Linked DNA regions of Homo sapiens: regions 1 and 2 are each linked to region 3. Evidence: chromatin contacts called from ENCODE Hi-C data. All regions are on one chromosome and are shown on one strand. Each heading gives the region's core, a stretch centred on a gene start or an enhancer-like site at or near the end of the contact. The rest is flanking DNA. Distances are from core to core; before and after follow the strand shown. Region 1 holds the start of GCLM (glutamate-cysteine ligase modifier subunit). Region 2 holds the start of ARHGAP29 (Rho GTPase activating protein 29). Region 3 overlaps SLC44A3-AS1 (SLC44A3 antisense RNA 1).

The links. A loop is a pair of places that touch in the nucleus more often than their neighbours do. Pooled maps may share reads with other maps.
Region 1: a map with no recorded cell type shows a loop between it and region 3 (4-fold over the local background). The contact joins the promoter of GCLM here to the enhancer-like site in region 3. A Hi-C loop is called at or near these places in 3 of 168 maps with a recorded cell type or tissue (IMR-90, PC-9 and naive thymus-derived CD4-positive, alpha-beta T cell), 1 of 37 single-sample maps with no recorded cell type and 4 of 50 pooled maps.
Region 2: a loop to region 3 is called in a pooled map, with 1.9 times the contacts of the local background. The contact joins the promoter of ARHGAP29 here to the enhancer-like site in region 3. A Hi-C loop is called at or near these places in 1 of 168 maps with a recorded cell type or tissue (PC-9), 3 of 37 single-sample maps with no recorded cell type and 11 of 50 pooled maps.

The regions. Positions count from the first base shown.
Region 1 is chr1:93,906,250-93,910,709 of GRCh38, reverse strand. It overlaps GCLM (glutamate-cysteine ligase modifier subunit), which reads left to right and starts at 1,280. Exons shown (of 7, transcript NM_002061.4): 1 at 1,280-1,672. The coding sequence starts at 1,547. LOC124904221 (a long non-coding RNA gene) reads right to left here and starts at 1,118. Exons shown (of 2, transcript XR_007066230.1): 1 at 556-1,118. RefSeq lists an enhancer at 757-916 and silencers at 957-1,196, 1,407-1,766, 1,817-1,866.
Region 2 is chr1:94,234,634-94,239,184 of GRCh38, reverse strand. It overlaps ARHGAP29 (Rho GTPase activating protein 29), which reads left to right and starts at 1,601. Exons shown (of 23, transcript NM_004815.4): 1 at 1,601-1,770. RefSeq lists silencers at 1,398-1,627, 1,638-1,877.
Region 3 is chr1:94,789,662-94,793,945 of GRCh38, reverse strand. All of the region lies in intron 1 of SLC44A3-AS1 (SLC44A3 antisense RNA 1), which reads left to right. Among named protein-coding and RNA genes, the nearest start is that of SLC44A3-AS1, 28 kb to the left of the region's middle. RefSeq lists a silencer at 1,192-1,241. Within about 2 kb of position 1,310, at least 14 of the 41 ENCODE cell types and tissues checked have a DNase peak (open chromatin) inside an H3K27ac peak, as active enhancers do; they include IMR-90 and PC-9, where a contact is called at or near this core.

The sequences.
Region 1 (4,460 bases), core at 31-2,530, 880 kb after region 3:
GTTCAGAAGATAGTTATATCGGGTTTCATTATAGTATTCTTGCTATTTTTGTATATGTTGGAATTATTTACAACAAATGTTAATTGTATGTTACAGTGCATCAAAATGTGTTTAAGTAGTGGTGGTGCTTGTGGGTAGCTCTTTCACTATAATAAAAAATCAATATCCAAAAAAAAAAAAAAAAAGCAGCGCAAGCTCGTTCAATGAACTCTTACCATCATTCATTCAGCCAACAAATATTTACTCAACATCAGGCTCAATTTCTAACTTCCTAGAAAGATCTTTTTTCCCATCCCTCCCCTAATTCTTACCATTTTACCAACTGGTTCATCTCTCTTTTCAATAGCTATATTGTCCCCGCTTATAATGAGAATCTCATTTTGCCTTTAATAATCTGATTCACCTCAACGAATGTGAAAGATTGTTGAGGAAAGCTCAATACATGTTCAATTTGATGTTTATACCGAGTCCACCACCACACGTGAAATTTAATAGGGGTAAATAATCTCGACCACCTCTAAAGGGGTGGGTGATAAAAGCTTTCTGTGATCTCACCGGCTCAAGTGTCCTCTTTAATCTGAATTCATCTGGAGAATAACTGCCCTATGATGTTCTTATAAAATTACTTGTTTCCTGTGCTTAGAACTTGTCTCTGGGTAGAGTGTACGCGTCTCAAGGGCAAAGACTCAGTCTTGTTCGTTGACTTCACACACTGCCAGCAAATAATGTGAATCAATAGACCTTTAACGGATGAAGAAAAATTAGCAGTTTGGGAGAAGGTCCTTGAAGGTAGCAAAGCGAAAAGAAGAAGGGGGCGCTTGCGCATAAACAGCTGCTTCTGAGAACGAAAACTACGTAGCATTTCCGAGTCCCGGTGGCCGCTCAGGCTGCCCTTTAAAGAGACGTGTAGGAAGCCCACCCTGGGGCGGCCGTGGGCGGAGCCGCGACCTGAACGCCGGGAGACCTCACCAGGCGGAGGCGGTGTCTACCTCACCAGGCGGAGGCGGTGTCTGCCTCGCGCTGTCCTCTGACCGCCAGGGGGAGCCCTGCCGCGCGCTGCGCTCCGGGCCGCGCCGCCACGCTCTCTCGACCCGCGCGCCCGCCGCGCACCACCCGTCGCCACGCCCGCCGCAGGCCAAGGGCCAGTCACTTGCGGGCCGGCGTCCCGCAGCCCATTCGCGCCCCGCCCCTGCCCCGCCGCGGGATGAGTAACGGTTACGAAGCACTTTCTCGGCTACGATTTCTGCTTAGTCATTGTCTTCCAGGAAACAGCTCCCTCAGTTTGGAATCAGCTCTCCCGCTGCGGCCGCAGTAGCCGGAGCCGGAGCCGCAGCCACCGGTGCCTTCCTTTCCCGCCGCCGCCCAGCCGCCGTCCGGCCTCCCTCGGGCCCGAGCGCAGACCAGGCTCCAGCCGCGCGGCGCCGGCAGCCTCGCGCTCCCTCTCGGGTCTCTCTCGGGCCTCGGGCACCGCGTCCTGTGGGGCGGCCGCCTGCCTGCCCGCCCGCCCGCAGCCCCTTCGCTGCGCGGCCCCTGGGCGGCCGCTGCCATGGGCACCGACAGCCGCGCGGCCAAGGCGCTCCTGGCGCGGGCCCGCACCCTGCACCTGCAGACGGGGAACCTGCTGAACTGGGGCCGCCTGCGGAAGAAGTGCCCGTCCACGCACAGCGAGGAGGTGAGCGTGGCGACACTCGCCGCGGGGCTCCCGGGGCAGGCCTCGGGCGGGGCCGGGCGGTTCCGGCAAGGGAGAAGCGCCCGCGGGCGAGGGAGGGTGGCAGGGCCTCGCGCGCACCTGGGCTCCGCCCGCGGTCAGATGCTGAGGCCAGTGTCGACGCGACCTTGGGTCCAAACCCGCTGCCGAGGGCAACGCGTCTAAAAAACTTAGCCGGTGCAGCTGCGCACTGAGTGACACCTCTCTCGGTGCTTAAGGCTGGTAGCAAAACTCTCAAACATCCTGGGTCCCTCTTCCTGGCACGGAGGTCACAGAGGGCCAGGACGTCGCTCCGTCTCTCTCCACATCTCTCGCTTCCTTCCCCCACCCTGTCCAGGTAAAGGAATATTTTCGGAGATTATCCTTTGGTGCATTCAGATGAAGTAGTATTCATAGTACACCTAACTTTTAGAATGTTGACATTAGACTCTCTATTGCAGTGAGGCAAATGAGTAAGCACTCAATTTTGGCTTTGGAATACCCTAAATACCCTGACTTTAGTCATTACACATTTTATGCACTTATCTGTGCGTCTATGTATGCTTTATCAGTACACATTCTATGCATGTAACAATATCATTGTACATTCTATGCATGTAACAGAATATCACATGTGCCCCATAAATATGTACAAATATAATCTATCAATTCAAAAATTAAAGTTTTGTAAAAACTGGAAAATAAAAAGACTAGTCACTAGTTGGAGGTGACAGAGATTAATCTGGAATTACAAACTTGTTACCTATTTGTTGGCCATTTCTGAGCGGATAGTCATCCACTGCACATTGTGCATATTGGTGGTATGGGACAATTTTAGTATTTAAAAAATAACAAAATCTTTAGATTTAGGAGCTATATGACTTTGGAAAATTACTTTAAAGTTGGATAATAACACCTTCCTCATCAGGTTGTTGTGAGAATTAAGAGGTAATATATGAAAACGCTCACCATGCAGGCATCTATCTCCCTGTCATCTGGTTCCATCAGAAAGATAAATCTTAATTAAGAGAAAAACCTTCCTAAACTATGTGTGTTTAGAAAAACCTTCCTAAATCAGCTGTGTTCCTAAGTGGTTTCTGCTCTCTTCTATGAGATGTTGGTAACAGACCATGCAGCAGCACACGGCATCCCTCTGAGTTAAGTGCTGGACCTGTGCCCAGGCCTGTTGTTGGGGTCAGTGCCCATCAAGAGATGAGAACTCTTGCTTGTAACTTTAGTAGGAATCTGAGTCTGTACCATATTCTGTGTTCACGTTCCAGCTCAGTGTGTATGTTTTGTTTTATTTAAACCACCTACTTTGGCTGTTTCTCCCACAGATAAATATTTCTGTATTCGGTACATAGACTCTTAATTTCTTCCAGTACTGTTGGTGGTAGTTCAATACAGAATTTTGCACGTATATTGATATTATTGGGTGAAATTTTACCTATCTCACAATAGCATACTCTAAAGTAGTGACTCAAAAGAGTTTCTGACTGCAAACACAGTAAGAAGTACATTTTACTTTGCAATCCAGTTAATAGTTGTATAATCAGTATATCTGAAACAGGTTTCACAAAAAGATATTAGCCCTTATACCGTATATTCTGATTTTTTCTTTTATTTTAATTTTTAAAATGTTGATTTCTTGATGCTCAGAGTCACACACCACAGTTTGTAAAACATTGTTCAAAGGACTAATTCTGGTTTCTAGTGTTTTATTTAGGGTGCTTCATAACAGTAGGATAAAACTAAAGAAACTAGAAAACATTTCAGGAAAACTTGAAGGAATGGCATCATACTGTAGGGAAACTATGACTGCTTGGTAAGAGCAAAAGGGGAGGCACATTTTGTTTCTATGTAAAAGAACTTTGTAACACCCAGAGCTCCAAATTGGGATGTACTACTTGGAACAGTTCCGCTTCACTGAAGAAATTAAGTAAACTGAACAAATCACTTATTTTTGAGAAAATGTACGTGTTGGGTCAAGAGTTCAGTTAAATTTCTTACAAGGTCTCTTCTAGTTCTAATTTTTTAAAAAATGTTATGACCTCTGCCCAGATTTTTTGTCTCACTGGAATTTTATGAAATCAAATAGTTTGTAAGTGGACCATTATAGGACTGTTTTGCCCAGTTCTTTGTTGTAAGGGTGTTTGACCGGTTGAATCATGGTATTTAAAAAATTCTTATACAACTCCAGATCTAATGGTAGGCTAAGTTGTGGTGATGCTTATACTCAGTGATATTGGGTGTGTATTATAAGAATGAAGAGAGCGGAGAACAAACATAAACATTAATGTTAATGACAAACATTAACCCAAGTACAAGGTTAATGTTTAGTCAATATAGCAAACATGTAATTTACAAGATTAAAAATAATTAGGCTTGTGATAAAGTCAATGAATTTCCTACGTAATTGTAACATTAGACTGTTTTATTATTTGTCCTGACATTTTGCAGAATCCAAGATTAATTAAAGAAATGGTTTCAAGAAGAGGGTGAATACTATAAAAATAGACTTACCTTCCTGAATTGAGGAATTCATCAGGAAAGCCTCAAGTGTGCAAATGAGCCATCCTTCCAGAGGGAAATTTCTTAGAATTATCCCACGATTTGAGCCAAAGCACTTCCGATAGAATTTTTAACCTCTAGTTGGTTCTGCTCCTTCCATTTTTACTAATTTTTAAGAAAATACTATGACTTATAATTGTATCTGGAATGATTATCAACTCCTTTTCATCCACTGACTTAAATTTGATTATAAATATGCTTT
Region 2 (4,551 bases), core at 352-2,851, 560 kb after region 3:
TTTGCTTCAGTTCAGGCATCATTGGCTTCCATGGTGAGAGTCCTTGGCGCATTTTTCTTTTTCAGCACGATTAGAAGGAATTTTGGTTTTTGAGGTTTCCTATTTGTGGCAGGACCTTGTTACTATTATTTTGGGGATTTGAGGGGAAAATCTGTGTAAGTTGAGTCCAAAAAATCCAGTATGGTGCCAAAGTAACCAAGGAGCTGAGTTTTCTTATTTATCTTTTCTAAGTAGCACCTGAGGAGCCAAATTTGTTGTATTTTCTTAGCATTGTTTTTCCTGTAAGGGTTCAAAGATATGTCTATGTAAGATGTCCCTCTTCTCTTTCTTTGTCAATGAGTTTTTCTCTTGCCCCGCTACCCTACTTTTGGTTCTGTCATGCTCACTTACTTTTCTGTTTGTTAAGTGGGTAGTCTCTCCTTTTATTTTTCTTCCTTATTTTCTCTTTTTGCCTTCACTTATTTCTGCCTTCCTTGGTTTTCTTCCCTTTTCCTGTGTCTGCACCTCATTTTCTTTCCAGTTTTCCTCAGCACATTCTCCTGTGTCTTTTTCTGTTTCTCCCGTGTGTGGTCATTTTTCTCGCAGACCCCAGCGCTACCCACAGTCTCCCTCCCTGTGTTTTTTCCTCTGTTTCTCTATGAGTTCTTTCTGAATGTTCCAGCACTGAGGTAAGTGCCATCGCTTGTTCCAGCGAGTGGTGTGATATAGGGACTATGTGCTTTCTAGCCCTGCTTGCTATAATTATTCCATCTTTCTCAGACTTTTTTTTTTCTTCTCATTATGAAGTGAGTTTGAAAGTGCAGCTAAGAAAGAAAGGACCGGGCACAGTGGCTCATGCTTGTAATCCCAGTACTTTGGGAGGCTGAGGCGGGTGGATCACCTGAGGTCGGGAGGTCGGGAATTCGAGACCAGCTTGGCCAACATAGCGAAACCCTGCCTCTACTAAAAATACTAAAATTAGCTTGGCGTGGTAATGGGTGCCTATAATCGCAGCTACTCAGGTGGCTGAGGTGGGAGAATCAATTGAGCCCGGGAGGCGGAGGTTGCAGTGAGCCGAGATCACGCCATTAGACTCGTCTGGGCGACAGAGCGAGACTCCGTCTCCAAAAAAAAAAAAAAAAAAAAAAAAAATACAGATAGGCCTAAGTGGAAACTATTACCCTCCATAGAGGGCAGAGGGGCAGAGTAGATGGCTGGTTTTGAGGTAGTTCATTCTTCATTCAGACGTGTGGCGCCCTTCCCCAGGCCCTAACCCCTGGAAGAGGGAGGAAAAAGGCGATCCACAGAAGTGTCTCATAAGAAATGTAGCTGCTCATCTGGCCATTAGCCGCATCTAGTCCTCAGGTGACTTTTCTCTGAGTCGCTCTGCCTGTCCCCTGCAAGCCAAAAGGGCAGCCGACGCAGCCCGTGATGCTGGGACAGCGTCCGGCCGCGCGCAACTGACGGTCGCGTTCTGCGCGCGAGCTAGTTGCCTCCCGTACCTGCCGCGGTCGCCGGCCCCGCCCCCGGGAGCGCGGGCCAATGGGCTGGGCTCCAGGGGGCGGGGCTGGCGGGCGGGCGGTGCGGCCGTGGCGGTAGCTGCAGGGGCGGTGGCGGCTGCAGTGGTGGTGGTGCCTGTGGCTGTGGCTGCGGCTGCGGCTGCGGCTGAGATTTGGCCGGGCGTCCGCAGGCCGTGGGGGATGGGGGCAGCGAGCTCCAGCCCTCGGCGGTGGCGGCGGCCGTAGGTGTGGGGCGGGCGTCCGCGTCCGGCACGCGAGATGGAGCGCCGTGGTGAGTGTGAGGAGGTGGCGCTTGCTCCGGCCGCGGCGGTCGTGGCTCCGGGCTGGGGTTGCCCGCGCGAGCGCCCGCGAATTGCCGTCCAGGGTCCGGGAGGCCCGCGGGGCGGCCCCGAGTGGAAGCGGTGGCAGGCTGCGCTAGGGACGGGTGTCCTCGAGCCAGGACTGGAGTCCACGGGAAGGGTCCGGCCGGGGCTAGGGGCGCGCCCGGCGAGGGAGGCGCGGACGAGCTGGGGAGGACGCCAGCGGTGGCCGGGAGCAGACGGTGACGATCGTAATTAAAGTTAGCACACAGCGCGTACAACGGGTCCGCCTGCTGTTCTGAAGCCTTTGCACATTTTAACTCTTTTAATGTTCAGAACACTCCATGATTGTTCGACTCGGTTCACACGGGGAAACCGAGGTTAAAAACCTGCCCAAGCACACAGACTAGTGGTTGGCAGCGTCAGGACCTAAACCCAGGCGCTTTTGCTCCGGAATCCGTGCTCCTGATCACTATGGGTCTGTGTTCTTGCCTGGATTCTATTCCCGCTCCCACCTGCCCTGACTGCAGCCCTCACTCCAGTTGGGCTCTCATTCCTGAGATATTTTAGGATTTCCGTGGTGCATTTTCTCCTGGTCTGTGTTTTTTGGGTTTCGTTGAGAGTTTTCCTCAGTCTCAGAGGTTTGTCCCAGTTCAATTGTGGACGTGTTTTGGGGTTTGACAGTTTTAATTAAAAAAAAAAATTTTTTGGGGGGCGGGTGAGCTGGAGTTGGACGTTTCAAGGTGGAACCCTCGTGACTGACGAGCCTCTTGTCTCTATGTTTATCTTTTTAAAACTTTCTCAGAGGGTATTGGCCCCAAATGTTTTCGGAGGGCAGGATATTACCTGCTAATGGCAGGAGCTGAGCTCTCCTTCCCTTCTCTCCATCTGTCTCTGTGACTGTATCTCTTGTCTATAGTTTATCTTTTGTCCGTCGTTACCACCGTCGGCTGTCCATTTTGGTTGCTCCATTCTTCCCTCTTTGTTTAAATTCTTGGATGAGGAACTTGCTCTTTGGCAAAGAGTAGTTTTGGCTGGTCAAAGGAGAGTACTGCCTGCCAGGAATGCTAGACATTCTGGAGGGGTGGGATGCTGGGCAGCTTCCTCTTTTTAAAGCGTGCTAGGTTCAAACTGTACAGAAATGAAGTGCATGTGTATTGCATGCCTTCCTTTAAAAATTGTTTGCATAGTATTGATAAAACTCTTTCTCACATGTCCCTATTCTGTTTTTGTGGAGAGTGCTTTTTAAAACCATAAAGATTTAATCATCGTTTTAGGATGAGCTCATCTAATCTTTTTAGCATCTCAAAGTAGATTCTTGCCAAATCTGAAATTGTGCTGAAATAGCAGATTTCTGAAATATCTGGCAATTTTTCCTCAAGAAGAAATGGTAGAATGGGAAATAGTAAGTATAGATGTTTGGGGGCAGTTTTACACTTCAATTAGAGAGCCTAAAATGAAACTACTGCCGTAATGTGCATTTGGCAGGGGGCATGCGTGGGGCAGCGGACATTTGATTGACACAGGCTCCTGCAGTCGTGGGGGATAGGAAGTTTGTGTCTACATTTCTAATGCACACAACACTTAGATTTACAACATACAATGGAAGTGGTTTTGCACGGTAATTTTCTACTTGCTAGAGAATTCTTTGAGAAGTGGATAATACATGTTTTTAATATTGTTGGTTTGAAGTTGAAAGAGATGCACCAGAATTAGTGTGTCAAAAATATTTTGCACAAGTCTATTTGCACAGTTCAAATTTCACTTGGAAGCTTTTTAGTAGGTTTCCACAGAGTCAGTTAAGTTTCTACAATTGTTTCCAGTCCTGTATTTCTTGCTCACAATCCACTTATGTATTGTAGTGAAGCCACATCTTGTTCAAAAACAATTTCCCACAATAAAGCACTGCTAGTAATAATGACTTTTCTTTATGGTTCATCTTTATGATGAACCAGGCACTCTGCTAAGTACTTTGCATGCGTCATTACCTAATTAAGTTGCCAGTTGCAGTCTGTTAGTAACTAAGTTTTATGTTACTTCCAACAAGAGAATATTCATTTTCGCGCATGAGAAAGTAGTGTATATGATCTTGGAAAGTGTGTATTGTTCCAGCTTCTCATTATCATAGTTCATTTATGAAAGCTTGGGTTAAGTTTGTTATTTTAAACGTTTTTTCAATTGTAATGTTTCCTTTTTTTACTCTGGAATATGAAAAGTAGTAATATATAACAAAATCAGCACATTAATCATTATAATGCTGGCTAGAGATAGGGTATAATCCTTTTTTATAAGAGGAAAAGAGTTCCTCTTCTCCTTGCCATGTGTTTGATGTTGTTGTTGCTGTGTTTGTTTTTTGCAGATTTTTTAAGTCTTGTCTAAAAATGTTCCAGCAGTTTTGAAACACTTTGAAAGTTTGGGTTACTATTTTACATGTAGTTACTTAAAGTAAATTATTTCTGCTAAAATAGGTAAATTGTTTTAATGTCTTTAATTTTTGTAACCATCTTTACCAGTGACAGTGACCAATTCTCTAATTTACCAAGTTTAAAAGCTGTCATAACTAAACAGAATGACGTTATTAAGTAAACTGCAAGAGTGATGTTTGGTTAGGCTAATAGGCATTTTGGTTAGTGATTTGTAAAAGAGCTGCCCAAAAAAGACACTTTGAATTTTTGTTTTGTTTTTGTTGATGGGAAGGAAGACTTAGATATAATAATAATGCTCAAAAATTGCCCTAGATTCATTTTAGAAAT
Region 3 (4,284 bases), core at 61-2,560:
CTGGCTTTGCCTTTGGGGCCTTCAACATTTAGTATTTCAGCTTGGCCTCTAAAAAAATGGGAGCTTACGAATAGCTACCTTACAAATATATTAGGTGGAAAAATCACTGGTGTGTGATTTTGGGGCCACCAAGATGCAAATATGTAGTATCAAATGCATCAATACGGACAAAGGGTTCCAATATCTGGGCAGGCCACCAGGCAGAACTGCCTCCTTCAGTTGTTTATGTCATTCACTTCTTTCTTTTCTTTTTTCCCTCAGTTTTCAGCCATTCCTTCCTCAAAATCCTGCTCAAGTCTAAGAGCAAGGATCCTACTTGCTAACTGCCGTGTGCTAGGCAGGGTGCTAAGCACTTTATTCATGTATCTAATTTAGTCCTACTACGCCACGAGAGAGATACCATCATCCACACTTTACAGATGAGCAAATGGAACCGCTAGTTAAGAATCTTGCTCAAGGTCACATCGGTAGTAAGGGATGGAGCCAGTGTTCTCACACAGATATTTGCAGTCAGCCCTTTCTAATTACAGATCAGGCTCTTTTGCAACACTGCACTGCCTTTCAATGTGGAGCCTGGGAGAGAAATGACAGAAAAAGATGTGTTAGAGTGGACTGTTTATTCTTTGAATGATCTCTGTCTCTCTCTTTTTGTTTATTTTTCTTTTGTTTTTGATGCTTGAATTTACTGTCACTGCCTACAAACTGGGGACATTCATTATTGGATATTACTGGTTAGAGAGTATGGTTTTATGTAATAAGGAAAGGAATTTCAGAAATGTAAACTGCAGGAAAAGAAACACAGCAAATTTCCAGATGTCTGGGTTCCTTTTTTTTTCCTTTTGTAAATGATTTGGTTGGTTCTATTTGGAATGAAAGTTAACTGCCTAGAGGATAAAAATATCCTCTTTTGTAGTTTTTACCTCGAACAGCAACAAGAACATATTATGTGTTTTCATGGAAAGATCTATTTTTAGAGAGAATGCAAGCCACCCTCAGCCCTGTGAGTAATAACTGTTTGGCACAATGATACTTACAATAGATAATCACTCTAAGTCCTTCTTTGAAAGCCTGCCTTATGAATTGTTTTTATTACATAATTTGTACGTGTTATTTTTGATTCATGAAACCTCATTTAATTAAAAAAAAACCCAAAGGATATATGTATAGAGCTTTGGGAATTCCTTTTACTTCCTGTATAATGATTCACAATTTAAATATACCACATTGGGTGGAGGAAGTACCTATCATGGCCTTATGAAAATAAAAACTGTGAACGAGGAACAGAAACTGCAGATTGCTGCATGCTCATCAGTCCTCCTGTAGGTGGGAAGTGGCCTCCGTGCACATTATGTGAAGGCCATGAAATGAAACGACTGCTGAATGGTCAATGGGATGATCCTAGGGAGAGGGAATGGGCTGTTTTCTCTTGGGTGCTTAAATTAATGACATTTATTTTTTATTTTTGGTATACTTTTCCCTAGATTCAGAAGTTTAGCCATCTAGCTTAAAAAAGCCAGAATTGATCCCTACTCTCTGACATATTCAAATGGCTAAACAAAATAGAAAAAGTGACTAAACTATAGAATTCTGGACTCAGAGAGTCATGGTTTCCTAGAATTATACAGATGAATGCAAGAGATATCGTAGAGATGATTCCTGGGTTAGGTGGGTGGTCTTCAACTCTGAGATTCTGTCATTTGATGACTTTTACTCTGCTAGATCTGGTAAGTTTCTTCTGGGAGACAATTTTTCTGCCATTCAGAATCTCAGAGAGGTTTTAACTGAAACAGTCTCTCAATAAAAGCCTCGTGTCAGATACTCTCCTTTGTAGGGAAGCAGTGCTGACAGTAGCTGGGAAGAACTGAGTGGCCTCAAACAAAAAGAAAAGGAAAGCAAGTTTGAAAGATATAACTGTCATTATTTCCTTTGGAGAGATAATTATCTTGACATAAAAGTTACATTTCATGTATAACCCACGATTTGTAAATAGAGTCATGGGTCTCCTGCTAGTAGATGTGGGCAATGAACACTTGCCAGAATTGTGCGTGTGTTTTGCTCTGAATTTCGTTGCACAGACTGGTAGGTATGGTTTGGTTCAGATTTCATCCAGCTGTATTATTTGGAGTGATAATTTCATCAGTGATTCAAATAAGTTGAAATTTATAGATTTAGAAAGAGATCATAAGCATGATTTGATTTGGGTTATATGTTTTGTGAAAATTTAAAAATATCTTTTAAACCACCCACAGAACTTTTCAAGTGTGAAGAAAGAAGGATTTGCAGTGTGGCCAAATGGGCCAGTTAGTTTTACCTAGGATTTTAAGATTCTTGAACTCAGTCCTTGGGTGGCTCTGGATCTGGAAGGGTAGAGAGTAGCTTTGTAATAAATTTAATTTCATCTCTAAATTAATAAAAGTGAGAGTTAATGAGAAATTAGAAGTCTTGTGATGAATTTCTCAGTCTTTAAAATTCAGTGATCTTGGCTCCAAGTAATCATTGCTATAGATTTGGAAGATGGTACATAGAAGATGGAATAGTACCTGCACTTCATGATGACTGTGAATTCTTTCGTTCTGACCCTGTGACTGAGCCCTCCCAGGTGAGATAATCAGAAGACAGCAAAGGTTTTGAAGGAGAGGCATGCAACAGAAACTTCTGTGCTTTCAAAATAAATTACAGGTTGAGGAAGGCAAGTGGAAAGCTTTTGTCCAAATTGATTTTCATATTAGCAAGGATGATTTATGCCTGGGAAAAATTAAAGCTCATGAAATCAGTATGAATTTAAGTCTACAAACTGAAGTATGCAAGAATTAGCTCTGTTTTAAAAAAATGACTTTATTGGGGTTTAATTTATTAGGTTGTTGCAAAAGTAATTGTGGTTTTGTCATTAAAAGTAATGGCAATATATGTGTATTCCGTACAACTCATCCATTGTAACTGCATAGTTGATTTTTAGTAAATTTCCAGATTTGCTACCATAACTACAATCCAGTTTTAGACCACTTCTATCACCTCCAGAAGGTTTTCTCTGTGTCTATTTGCAGTCAATCCTGCTTCCCACCCTCAGCCTCAGGCAACCACTGATCTGTTTCCTGTCTTCATGGTTTTGCCTTTTCTAGAAGTTTCATGTAACTGGAGTCAAGCAATATATTATATTTTGTGCCTGGCATTTTTCACTTAATAATATTTTGAGTTTTACCCATGCTGTTGCACATATTAGTAGTTTGTTCCTTTCCATTGTTTAGTAGTTTTCCATTATAGATAAGCAACAATATGCTTATTCATTCATTAGTTGATGGACATTTAAATTGTTTCTAGTTTTGGGTTATTGTGAATCCTGCAGCTATGAACATGTGCATATGAGTTTTTCTGTGAACATATGTTTTCATTTCTGATGACTGGACACCTAGAAGCGAAATTGCTGGGTCATGCAGTAAGTGTGTATTTAACATGTTGAGAAACTGCAAAAATGTTTCCCAATGTTGCTGTACCATTTTATTTTCCCACCAACAATCTATGACTTAGTAAGGTCAGTCTTTTCTATTATGGTCATTCTAGTGGATGTGGTATTAATTTGCATTTCCCTAATGACTACTAATGTTGGAAATCCTTTCGTATGCTTATTAGTCATATGTGTTTCCTTTTTTGATAAAATGTCTATTTACATTATTGCCCATTTTAAAAACTGAGTTGTCTTTTTTTTTTTTTCTTTTTTTGAGACAGAGTCTCACTCTGTTGCCCAGGCTGGAGTGCAGTGGTGGGGCAATTTCGGCTCACCACAACCTCCACCTCCCAGGTTAAAGCAATTCTCATGTTTCAGCCTCCCAAGTAGCTGGGACTACAGGTGCCTGCCACCACACCTGGCTAATTTTTATATTTTTAGTAGAGACAGGGTTTCACCATATTGGCCAGGCTGGTCTCAAACTCCTGACCTCAGGTAATCCACCCACCTCGGCCTCCTAAAATGCTGACATTTACAGGCATGAGCCACTGTGCCTGACCAGAGTTGTCTTTTTAAATTGATAAATAGATGTATCTATTTTGGGGGTATATGAGATATTTGGATATCCTTCACCATTATCATTTATCTTTTCTTGACGCTACGAACATTCAGTTTATTCTCTTCTAGCTATTTTGAAATGTACAATAGATGATTGCTAGCTATATTCACCCTGCTGTTCTATCGAACATTAAGTCTTATTTCTTCTATCTAACTCTGTATTTGTACCCATTAACCAAGCTCTCTTCATTCCTCCCTCCCCTCCATCCTTTCCAGACTCTGGT